Regions from separate parts of the Homo sapiens genome. Here region 2 is linked to region 1. Evidence: chromatin contacts called from ENCODE Hi-C or POLR2A ChIA-PET data. All regions are on one chromosome and are shown on one strand. Each heading gives the region's core, a stretch centred on a gene start or an enhancer-like site at or near the end of the contact. The rest is flanking DNA. Distances are from core to core; before and after follow the strand shown. Region 1 overlaps LPP (LIM domain containing preferred translocation partner in lipoma). Region 2 overlaps LPP (LIM domain containing preferred translocation partner in lipoma).

The links. Hi-C counts contacts between places; a loop is a spot of excess contacts on that map. ChIA-PET counts read pairs that join two places held with the same protein, here RNA polymerase II (POLR2A). Pooled maps may share reads with other maps.
Region 2: a map of PC-9 shows a loop between it and region 1 (4-fold over the local background). The contact joins two enhancer-like sites. A Hi-C loop is called at or near these places in 1 of 168 maps with a recorded cell type or tissue (PC-9) and 3 of 50 pooled maps. POLR2A ChIA-PET finds 5 or more read pairs at or near these places in 1 of 52 experiments (PC-9).

Annotation. Positions count from the first base shown.
Region 1 is chr3:188,260,557-188,266,279 of GRCh38, forward strand. The region is part of intron 2 of LPP (LIM domain containing preferred translocation partner in lipoma); the gene reads left to right. Among named protein-coding and RNA genes, the nearest start is that of FLJ42393, 85 kb to the left of the region's middle. Within about 2 kb of position 2,620, at least 19 of the 41 ENCODE cell types and tissues checked have a DNase peak (open chromatin) inside an H3K27ac peak, as active enhancers do.
Region 2 is chr3:188,680,142-188,685,864 of GRCh38, forward strand. All of the region lies in intron 7 of LPP (LIM domain containing preferred translocation partner in lipoma), which reads left to right. Among named protein-coding and RNA genes, the nearest start is that of MIR28, 5.8 kb to the right of the region's middle. Within about 2 kb of position 3,075, at least 9 of the 41 ENCODE cell types and tissues checked have a DNase peak (open chromatin) inside an H3K27ac peak, as active enhancers do.

The DNA.
Region 1 (5,723 bases), core at 1,370-3,869:
CCAAGATAGAAATTGTCACTATTGCTATAGCCCCAAGAAGGACCTCATGGCTGCATAACGATTGAGCACCTTATATTTACACAATGCTTGGTTGTTGTTTTTTAAGGCAACTGTGACTCAACAACAGCTGTTTGAGAACAGCTCCATCCCAGATGAAATCAGAGGAACCGAAGTTTAAAAAGAAAGTGTTTCTGGGCTGGGCGCGGTGGTTCACGCCTGTAATCCCAGCACTTTGGGAGGCTGAGGCGGGCAGATGGTTTGAGGTCAGGAGTTTGAGAGCAGCCTGACCAACTTGGTGAAACCCTGTCTCTACTAAAAATACAAAAAAATTAGCAGGGCGTGGTGGTGCATGCCTGTAGTCCCAGCTACTCAGGAGGCTGAGTCAGGAGAATCCCGTAGTCCCAGCTACTCAGGAGGCTGTCAGGAGAATCCCTTGAACCCGGGAGGCGGAGGTTGCAGTGAGCTGAGATAGTGTCACTGCACTCCAGCCTGGGCCACAGAGCGAGACTCCATGTTAAAAAAAGAAATGTTTCTGAGCACTAAAGACAATTTGAACAAGGCAGAAAAGTACAAATAGGAAAACAATAATCTTACTAGATTGTTTGTTTTTGAGACAGCATCTCCCTTTGTCATCCAGGCTGGAATGCAGCAGCACGATTATGGCTCACTGTAGCTGCGAACTTCTGGGCTCAATCAACCCTCCCACCTCAGCCTTCTAAGTAGCTGGGACTATTCTGTAGTGATAATCCTTGTTAAAGTTTTGGAAAATACCTTTTTTAGAGTCTCTCTTTCTCTCTACACAGACACACACACACACATACACACATGCAACTTTTATGTGAATGACGGCATTTACAATTTACGTAAATTACTGCAGGTGCTATCATTTATTTTTTTCACTCAGCAATATGCCTTGAAAAAATTTTAAGTCAATCAACATACAGATATTTGTCATCTTTTAAATAGCTATAGATTTTCGCTCAGACTCAAAGTCTAATTTTTAAAGAAGTGACTGTTATATTTAAATCATATATAGCTTCATGATGAAAAAAGGAAAAACAATTCTTGGGACCGGACATGGTGGCTCATGCCTGTAATTCCAGCAGTTTGGGAGACCAAGGTAGGAGAATTGCTTGAGGTCAAAGGTTTGAGACCAGCCTGGGCAACACAGTGAGACCCTGTCTCTCCAAAAAAAAAAAAAATATATATTAGCTAGATGTGGTGGCACATATCTGTAGTCCTACCCACTCAGGAGGCTGAGGAGGTGGGAGGATCGCTTGAACCCAGGAGTTTAAGGCTGCAGTGAGCTAGAACGGTGCCATTGCACTTCAGCTTGGGTCACAGAGTGCAACTCTGTCTATAAAACAAAGACAAAAGCACCACAGTTCGTTAGATATAACTGAATATTATCTTCATTTCCTACTGTAGTGGTTCTTAGAAAGGTTGTTTCTTAAGTTAGAAACTGTTGCCTAAGTATTTAGGATGTGGCAGGCACTGTGCTACATGCTGGGGTTGACGAATGCATGGGATTCGGCTCTCTCCCAGGCTGGTGGGAAGAGGACACATCTAGAAGCCAGGGTATATACCCCGAAGGGGTTTGAGGCAGTGCAGAGTTGATGATGATGGTCTCCAGCCTGCCTTTCCTTTACAAAAATGAGGAGACTGCATCTCACATTGCCAACGAGCTGCTTGACTCTACCGATATTCCCTACCAAGCACGATTATGGGTAGTCTTAAAATTCTTAATAATAAAATAGATATTGAAAATAGTGTTTTTTTTTTTAACAGTGAAAGTAATATGTACTCATGTATAGGTTTTCAATATACAGGAAACTATAAAATGAAAAGGATTGTACCTGTAATCCCACCCCTTACAGCTAACTACTGTGACATTTTATTTGTAGAAGTCCATTTTGCTATCAGACCTCAAGTTTTAAAATCTTAACTCACCCTCTGTAACCTAGTTCTCAGCTCTATTTTATGTAACGTTTTTAAAGGATTCAAGATTTAAAATAAACTTATCTCACCCCAAATGCACTTGTATATTTTTGACACCCCCTCATCTCTCTCTCTCTCTTGTCTCTCTCTCTTCTCTGTCTCTCACTCTATCTCAGTTCTCTTTCTCCTCTTCTTTCTCTCTCTCCTCTCTCCTCTCTCTGTCTTTCTCTCTCTGTCTCACACACACACACGGGGAAAAAAAATCACTCGAGTTAAGAATCAGTCTCTCATTTTACAGATAGGAAAACTGAAATCTAGAACTTGTCTGAAATCATGTTAAAAAAAAAAAAGTGGTAATCTGTGCTCGAACCCAGGTCTCCTGAATTTTCGTTCAGTGCTTTTTCCATTCTACAGTGATGCCTCCTTACTAGGTCATAGAAACAGTGGCAGAGGGAGAAAAGGAAAAATACGTCAGCTCCAAAGAGTGCAGTTTTTTTTTTTCTGTGTCCTTTAGCTGAGCTATTTTTGTGACTATTCAGTACATGTACAATGCTGCCTCTTGGAGTGTTCCGGCTAGACTAAGAGGCCATTCACTGCTGACTGCAGCCATGCCATCCCTCCATGGAATCCTCGGCCCGGAAATCAGATGGGAACAAACTATTCCAATATACAAATCAAATTTCAGAGTCTGAGTGTACACAGAAAAATTACTGGATATCCTGTTGGACTATGTACATAACAATGACACAGTGATTTATGAGGGTATGATGGGGCAGAGGGTAGCGGGTGATGTTGGAGTTGATTCATCACTTAAGCGCTAATCCATTCACCAGCTCCAGTCAGACTTCAACACAAATGCCAAATTATTCATCTTCCCTAAATCCAACCCTATTATTTTCTCTCTCAAAACCTTCAGTTGCTTCCTTTTGCATATGGAAGAGAGCGTGGACTCCTCCATCTGGCATTTAAGGCTTTCTATGATCTGTCCTCCCAGACATTGATAGGCTGTGGAGATACAGTAAGGTAGTTGTTATGAGCCACACCTTGCAGCCAGGCTGCTCCAGCACCAAGCAACACTTTCCCCGGGAGGTTGCTGCACCTCCCTGCTCCTCACTTTCCTCATTTGTGGAATAGGAATAGGGTCATTGTGAGAATTAAATAAGTTAATATTTGTAAAGGGTTTAACAGTGACTAGCTCATAATCCGTCACGTAGAAAGTTTTTTCTTAGCTCATTTAATAAGTACCTTTCTAACCCATCACTGATAGCATTTTTCTTTTGCACCAGACTTCTTTCTAGTCATTGCTGGGAGCGTCCTCTCATTTTCCTGCCTCCCTGTAGCTGTCACTCTCACTCCTAAACTGTTGGCGTTCTCATTTTGGCTTGCCCAAATCTTACGCATTCTTTTAAGTCCATGTTCAAGTGAATCCTCACTGATTTTGTTCTTCATTCATCCCCTTAACAGACTTTTATGGAGGGTCTACTGTGTGCAAGGTGTATTATGTAGGAAGCCTTCCACAGTTCCCAGAGCTAGGTGAGCTCTGTCATGTAGGCCTGTCTTGTACATATCACCTTCGACATTGCTGAGCAGTTTGTGTTGGACATGTTTGATCTCCTCCCCTAGAATATAAACAGCTGGAGAGTAGGATGCTTATTAGTAGGTGCTTATTAAGCTTTCTTTAAAATGAGTAAGTGCACATGCTACCTTTTATAGATCTGTTACCTTCTAATGAAGGCAAGAACAATAGGAACAAACATTAGTTTTGTGTGTGTGTGTGAGAGAGAGAGAGACAGAGAGGGAGAGAGAAAGAGAGAGAGAGATTTTGAATGGGAATAATTATGAGGCCACATCTGAGGGCAAATAACCACTTCCAAGTTGAAGAAAGGCAAGGAGAAGACAGGAATGAGAGGAGAGCTGTAGCAGTCAAAGGAAACGGGATGAGAATATGTTATTCTCTGAATCATAAAGCATTTGCTCTGAGAAATGTTTTTCCTTAAGTGGTATAAAATGTAAAATGAATTGGGTCTTAGTTTTTCTTTTCCTCTTTAGGAGGTTGGAGCTGATTTTTAAAATGAGGTAGGGGAGGGAGGTGGGGTTTGGAGAAAGAAAGTGAAAATTGTTTTCTGAAACTCTGTTTGTCAAATAACTCTCTGGAGAGAAAGTTCAGAGGGTGAGGGCCTGCCAAAGCTGACCAGCAGCACACAGGCCAAATCGTTCTTTCGTCATTGTCCTGGTCACTTCCCCACCCCTGTTCGCCACCCCCAAACACCTTTTTTCTTCTCTCTCTCTCTCTCTGTGTGTGTCTCTCTCTCTTTCTTTTCTTTCCTTTTTTTTCTTTTTATAACATATGAATATTATAAGTAAGTAGCTGGAGAAAATAAAAAAGCAAAACAAAACACAAAGTAAGCAGATGATTTCAACCTGCAATTATTTGTCAGGTCATAAAAATGATGTGTCTTAGATTTATTTACCTGATCTCCTCATCTGTTTTCCACTGGAAGCCTTCTGCTCGCGTCACCCTTCTTCATTTAGTTCCCCAAACTTCCACCCACTTTCTGACTCAAAGCAGGAGAGAAGCATTGAACAAAACCACTGGATTTGGAGAAGAGAGAAAAGCAGCTTTTAAGAACTGACTTTAGAGGTTTAGCACGAATTAAATTCCTGGTCTTTTCTTTCTGCAGATTTTTCAGCTATTGTTGTTGTTTGTTTTGTTTTGTTTTGTTTTATGTTTCTTGAGTTTATCGCTAAAGATGCTTTTCCGTGGATGGCACAAAAGTTCAGCTATGGCCATGTGCTTACTGAAGGCCTGTATATGGAGGCATCACAGTGGCTGGCCTTGAAGAAATTAAGATAGTGAAAGAGGACCCCTGTCTGCGAAGAAAGAGCTCATGTTTGTGTGTGTGCTCATGCTTTGGGTGCTACAAGGAGACTGGTGTCTGGGGAAGGGAGGAAGGGTGATGGTTACAGGTATAGGTAAATAAGTTTTCCAACAGTTAACAATACTTGGAGACAAGCTACAGAGTGATCAATGCTAGAGTTAGGAACGCTGTGAGAAGGCAAGGTGTTCTGTTTGTGCCATTGGGGAGGGCTTTGCTGTGGGGATTGGGGGAAGGATATTGTTTTAGGCTTTGCTAGATGGCTAGGACTTTAACAAATAAGAAAGAAAGAGCTGAGTCTTTAAGACAGAGGGAATAGCAGAGACATGAAAATATCTAGAGAGATTGGGAGTGGGAGGCTGAGTCTGGAGGTGAGATATCTGTATCCAATCAGAGAAGTTTCCTATGCCTTCCTGTAATGTTGGAGGCTTCTTTTTTTTTTGGTAATCAGTAAGGAGCTGTCATGGGCTTTGTAAAAGGGCTGTGATAGGATTACTCTGGTGTGTGTGTGTGTGTGTGTGTGTGTGTGTGTGTATGTGTTTTGCTTTTACTTTATACATTTCAGAGTCTTTTTAGGAACTCTTAGGCAACCTTAACTCTGGGGAGTGTGCATTGCCTGTCTTTATATGTCTTTACTTCTCTGTTGCTGCCTGGTTCTGCTCCTTCTCATGCTTCTGTAACAAAGTGCGGCAATGCAGGCTTCTAGAAGGTGATGTGAGATCTCTGAGCAGACCATGTGTGTGTTCTTCCCATCCTTTTTTCCCCTCCCTTTCTCTTCCTCCTCCTCTTTCTATATCACCACCCTCACCAGCAGCAGCAGCAGCACTCCCCTCCCTAAAATAAATAAACCAGTCACTCCAAAGGTTCCAAGCACATTAGTCACATATCCCAGAAGTTTAATACAGAATT
Region 2 (5,723 bases), core at 1,825-4,324, 420 kb after region 1:
TTTTCTTCTCCGTTCTCTTTCTTCATCTTTTTCTTTCCTTTCCAACCTTCATGAAAACTGGAAATATGGACTATGACTTCATATGCTCTTACTTACCCTCTGCTGGGATTTTGTTCTGAAATTGTAACAATTAGAGGAGTGTTTCTAAATTGGATCGCTTCAGATTGTCTCAGTTCTCTGTGACTTTAAGAACAAGCTGATTTGAAGCCACATACTGTTGGCAGCTTTCATCCATTTATTTGGACTATCAAGCAAGAATGCTCACAATCTTTCATATGAAAGAAGACATCTTTATTTCCAGTTCACACTCTTCATAATAAGAAGGGTATTTGAAATAAAGCCAAAAAGCATAACTTACTTCTCTAACTTCATATTTCAGATGCCTGCAATAGTGGGAGAACATTTTTTTACTACCCCACCTTACCCTCAAATCAGTAGCAGAAAATAACAGTGATGCATTCAGACAGCAAAAAGAGAAAATAATAATTTTATTAAGTTTACAGGAAAGGTCTCAGCTTTCTTAAAAGCCTATCTTTAGGAAGTAAGTAACTGGAGCTGCACACCCAACAGAGGAAGATGACTTTACTTATCATTTACTTAGAAATTATCTTTGAAAGGATCATTGTGCTGTTGTTAGCAAAAAGGAGCTTCTGTAAATGTCACCTCAAACTTTGAAATCTGGGAAAGTCTCATTATGAAACGCAAGTTTTATCTTTCATACTCAGCGCTGGAGCACTGAGTATCCTTGCATTCATGAAGACTTTCTGGTACAGAGTAAACGGAGCTGGGAGCATAAGTGAGAATGCAGCTCCAGCTGACAGACCCCCAGCTCTATCTTCCCAGGTGCATTTCCTTTTTTTTTTTTTTTTTTTGTGAGACAGAGTCTCGCCCTGTCACCAGGCTGGAGTGCAGTGGCATGATCTCTGCTTACTGCAATCACCGCCTCCTGGGTTCAAGTGATTCTCCTGCCTCAGCCTCTCGAGTAGCTGGGACTACAGGTGCACACCACCATGCCCAGCTACTTTTGTATTTTTAGTAGGGATGGGGTTTCACCATGTTGGCCAGGATGGTCTCGATCTCTTGACCTCGTGATCCACCCACCTTGGCCTCCCAGAGTGTTGGGATTACAGGCGTGAGCCACCGCACCCGGCCGCATTTCCCTTTTGTACACTAGGAGCTACCGAGTACCAGAAGTCTTTGTTAGGATGCACAGTTCTTTGCTCACTCTGCCTGGGACAGTGGCTCAACATCTCCAGTCCCCTTTGAGTTACCTCCAGAAGGTTCAGGAAGAGCCTTTCCCTCCAAAATGTTCATAGCATTTGATCTACCTTCTCTAAGATAAGCAGCTTTTGTCACATTGTACCTAGGGTAAAGATTTGTAATGCCTTAACTCTATGCCATCTGTATGCTTCCTGCGGACAGGATATGCTTCTAATTTATCAGATTCCCTTAAGAAACTACACCATGATGCACTTCTCAAAGTATGCTCTTAACTAATACTTATGGGAGGAAAAAAGGAAGGAGAAGGAAAAGGAGGGAGGAAGGAAATCGTGTAATTGCAGAAAGTTTATGTCTGGGACCCTTGTGTAATAATGTTAAATAATACTTTGACTTTTACGCCATTTTTCTATATACAAAATTCTTTCACATCTATTTTCACCACTATCCTGATATTGTTTGCATGATGTGTAGTATGTATGTTTTTAATGTGTGTGCATATTGTTTGTCTCTCACACATACAGCAGCCCCAACACTGACAAATCCAAATTCTATGAGTACAGGGAGTTTGTTGTGTTCACTGCTGTATCCCCAGCACCTTGAACAGCACCTTTCAAGGAGGAAGAACCTAATTCATGTTTGTTAGAAGAATGAATGACAATATTGTCTTATTTGATCTTCACCATAATCCCGTGAAGTGAATACCGTATTCATACTGTATCCTCGTTTTTTTGCAGATGGCAAAACTGAGGCCTTGAGACCTGCTCAGGTTTGCATAGCTAGTTTTTGGCCATGGCAAGATTTGAATTCAGGTTTTTCTATTTCCTTATTCTCTCCTTTTTGTCTTCTGGGAATTTGCTATATTAATAGCAAAGCAAGAAATGTCACACAAAGAAAAATTGTTTCCAATTTTAAATTCATGATGCATATGCAAGAAATTACTGACTTTTCAATCCAATGGTAACACAGATTGTGTGATTTTTAGGAGGAAGAGCCTTTCTTTTCCATCTCTTGCGTTTATTAGCATATGTGTCAGTGCACACACATCTACACCGTGCAGCTCTCACCTTGTACTTTTCCAGTCTGAATTCGTTTTGTAGGCTGTCCCTGCCCTGACTATCCCAGGTGCCTATCAGGGCTGTGTCTTGGTCAGGCTAAGGCCAAGCAACAGGCACCAGCATTTGTTATGGTTACCTTGGCAAGTGAATGGGGTTTGAGGGAAGCTGGAGAGCAGGCATTTCAGGAGTAGAACTAGGCCAGTCTGTTTTTGTAAAAAGTTGATATTCACCCTAATTGTAGCTCATGTTGGCAAGCGGAGTAAACACCCATGCAAATTACTAAGTTGTACTGAATGTCCAAGGATGTCAATAATCATCTTGAAATCCAAATAAATATATTTTTTACTGAAACGGAAGCCAGGCACCACATGCAGTTTCTCTCTGTCACTGGAGACAGATTTGGCACATATGCATGAGACAGAGAAGGGCAACTCTTCAGGCCCTAATGCACACAGGAAACTAGGGATGTGTATATCATACTTGGCAGCAAAATAGAGGTGGGGCAGCCATCACTTTCTGTTCTCAAGCACCTCTCTTTTTTCCTATATTTTAAAACAGGATGACCACAAAGAAGAATAAGGTATACAGTAGCATAGGATCCTAAATTAAAGCATGAGGGAAAGCTAGCATTAGTTTTTCATCTAAAGTCCATTTGGGTAGGAATGAGTCAGTGCAAAACTGTACAAAGGTGATCTTAAGTCACATGTTATGTTACCGACTCTGTGGCAATGGCTGTGAGTAGTCCAGGAACTCTCCAAGGCCTATTTTTAAATTCACTTAGACCAAGCATAATGAGGTAAAGGGATGTCTATACACATTCTCAAGTTTAGTTCTCTGACCGTGAGTCAGACTGTGGGCCATGGACCTGGGCGTCTCAGTGGTAGCAGGACTCATTTTTTCCCCTTTTCTTTCTCATAAATGACTTAGGAGACACATTGGAGAACCCTATGTGCTCCTTTTACTGGAATTATCTTTTAAGGAAGTACTGATTTCACCTCCTGTACATGGTTTGCTGAGATGGCCTATTGGGGTTTCCCACCAGTCCACAACTGGAAGTTTCTATTTGCACATTTTGACTGCTAGTTCTATATTTAGTCAAAAGCCTGCCTTTTGCCTGGTTTCTTAGGGAAATAGTCTGTAGGAGTTGCTGTGTCCATTTGCCTTGTTCACTTGGGTATTTATTTGACTGTATACCCTGATTATTTCCTAAATTAACAAAAAGGCACAGGGCCCCAAATGAAGGAAGACCCCTTGTAATTTGTTAAAAAATAAGTTTATGAAAATGTGTCGTCAGGAAATCAGAGTTGTGTTGCGGGGTGGGGAGCATGATATACATTTGTGTTTGTATGTTTCTAATTGTCTACAGATTTATGGCCTACTGTAACAAAGCCATTGTAAGTGTACAGTGGGAGGGTCAAGAAACCTTATTCTATGGATTCAAACACATTATGCATACAATTTACACGTAGGCACAAAAATATCCCTTCAAAGACCCTCCAATAAGCTATGGTATAGTTGAGGAAACACTAGACTTGAAGTCGGGAAACCGGAGTGTTGTCATTTTAATCTCAGGCTATATCTTTACATGAACAAGAGAACTTTGTGTTATTTTTCATATTCGAACTCTTTGTGCTGAAGATTCTGCAGTCAAACTGCAAGACACATACGCATTGGCTGATCAGAAATGACATAACCATTCTTACTGCACTGAGTTGATATTCAGTCAATAAACAGTCTAATCTCGGTTAAATGTTTGCATATTTTTAGACTTTTAAAAATTTGAAATCAGCCTCTCAAGTTCCATTAGACAGTTTTATCACGGACACATCAAGTTCCATGTACAACAGGCTGAGAACCATTAAGCTACAAAATTTCTAAAATTTTCTCCAGGTTCTCAGTTGCTAAATTCTCTCTTGAACATTTTTGGGGATAAAAAACTGGCAGAGAAAAAGAAGAAAGTACACCTTTTTACATTATGAAACACCTATGTTCACCTTATCCATGGAGTTATGCCAGTGACCTAATGCCTATTAAGTTCTTCCATGTTCCAAAGGTCTTTCTGTACTTGAAAACTCATAGGTGAGTCAGGTCCTTCACTGATAGCTTATAGCTAAAAACCACTTGGGAGAGGGGCTGTCCAGGTCTTATGTCAAAACTTTGTCCCATACGCTGTTAGTGTTAGAAATGGAGCCGTCAGCAAATAGAATCTGTTGTTTCATTTAATTACTTTTCAATATGCCATTACCAGAAATTTTTATGTAAATACATATTTTATTCCCTGAGGCTTGTCAATCTGAGACCAAAATTATACAACACTGAAAAAAAAAAAAACAAAATTTTCTTTTTACTAGTTCTCTCCCTGTGTTACTGTGTCATCTCTCATGCATGGTATAGGATGATGATGGTGCTCAAACTTAGCCAAAGACTCTTTTGTTGGTATTCAATTGGCAGAATTAATGAAACAAATATTTTAAGATCCCTGAATATGTGCTAAAAGCATATAACTACACTACTGGCTAGTCAGTAATTGGTGCCTCAGAAGAGTTAGGTATTTATTCATTTACCAAATACTTATATGTCAAGCACTGTTCCATGTGTTTTCTTAACCCATGTCATTGTTAAAACAACCCTTTGAAATGTGGGTACTGTGATTATTTCCATTTTGCATTGAGGAAGCTGAGGCACAGAGAAAGTAAGGAACCTGCCCAAGGTCATACTATCAATTGTAGTGGTGCAAGACAGTGGGCTCTGAAGTATGTTCTCTCTATGACGACACTGTGCTCTGAGGGAGTGAGAGAAGGAGGACATTGTTTGGGGCCCAGTGAATTAATGAACAAGATATCTGACTAGGATCTGAAGACTAGCAGAATTGACCCTACAGAGAATGTTTGACCCTACAGAGAATGGCTGGCTGTTGGTGTTCACAGCCGTGAGCATAGTGTGGTCCACAGCCTCGGTGTGGAAAATGGTCTCTGTGGTTGAATTGAGAGAAGAGCAAATGAACTGGTCTGGAATAGGGTGTACACGTAAGTAGAAGATAAGATTGAAAACAAATTTAGTGCCAAAATCTGAGGGACCTTGAGCCCCATGCCAAAGAGTCTGTATACCTTATCTAATTTGTTTAATGGGGCCACTAGGCAATTACGGGTCCGGGACCCGCATGGCAAGAATGCCTTCCATCCACAGCAGCCCTTGATGTGAGGTCAGAAAGCTAACTGCTAAACTTGCAGTCCTGAGGGAACACCCTCAAATGGATAAACCCAGCTAAGCAAGCTGGACCATTTCCTTGGGAATTATTCACCTCTCAATCAAAGAAGGAAACTTCCCAAATTCAATCCATTTGCCTTAACGTGGTGTCCCATTACCACGAATACTGAGTTGTATACATTCTTCCCTAGCTCCCTTGAACAAGCTTCTCTACTACTTTTCTTAAAAAAAAAATTACCC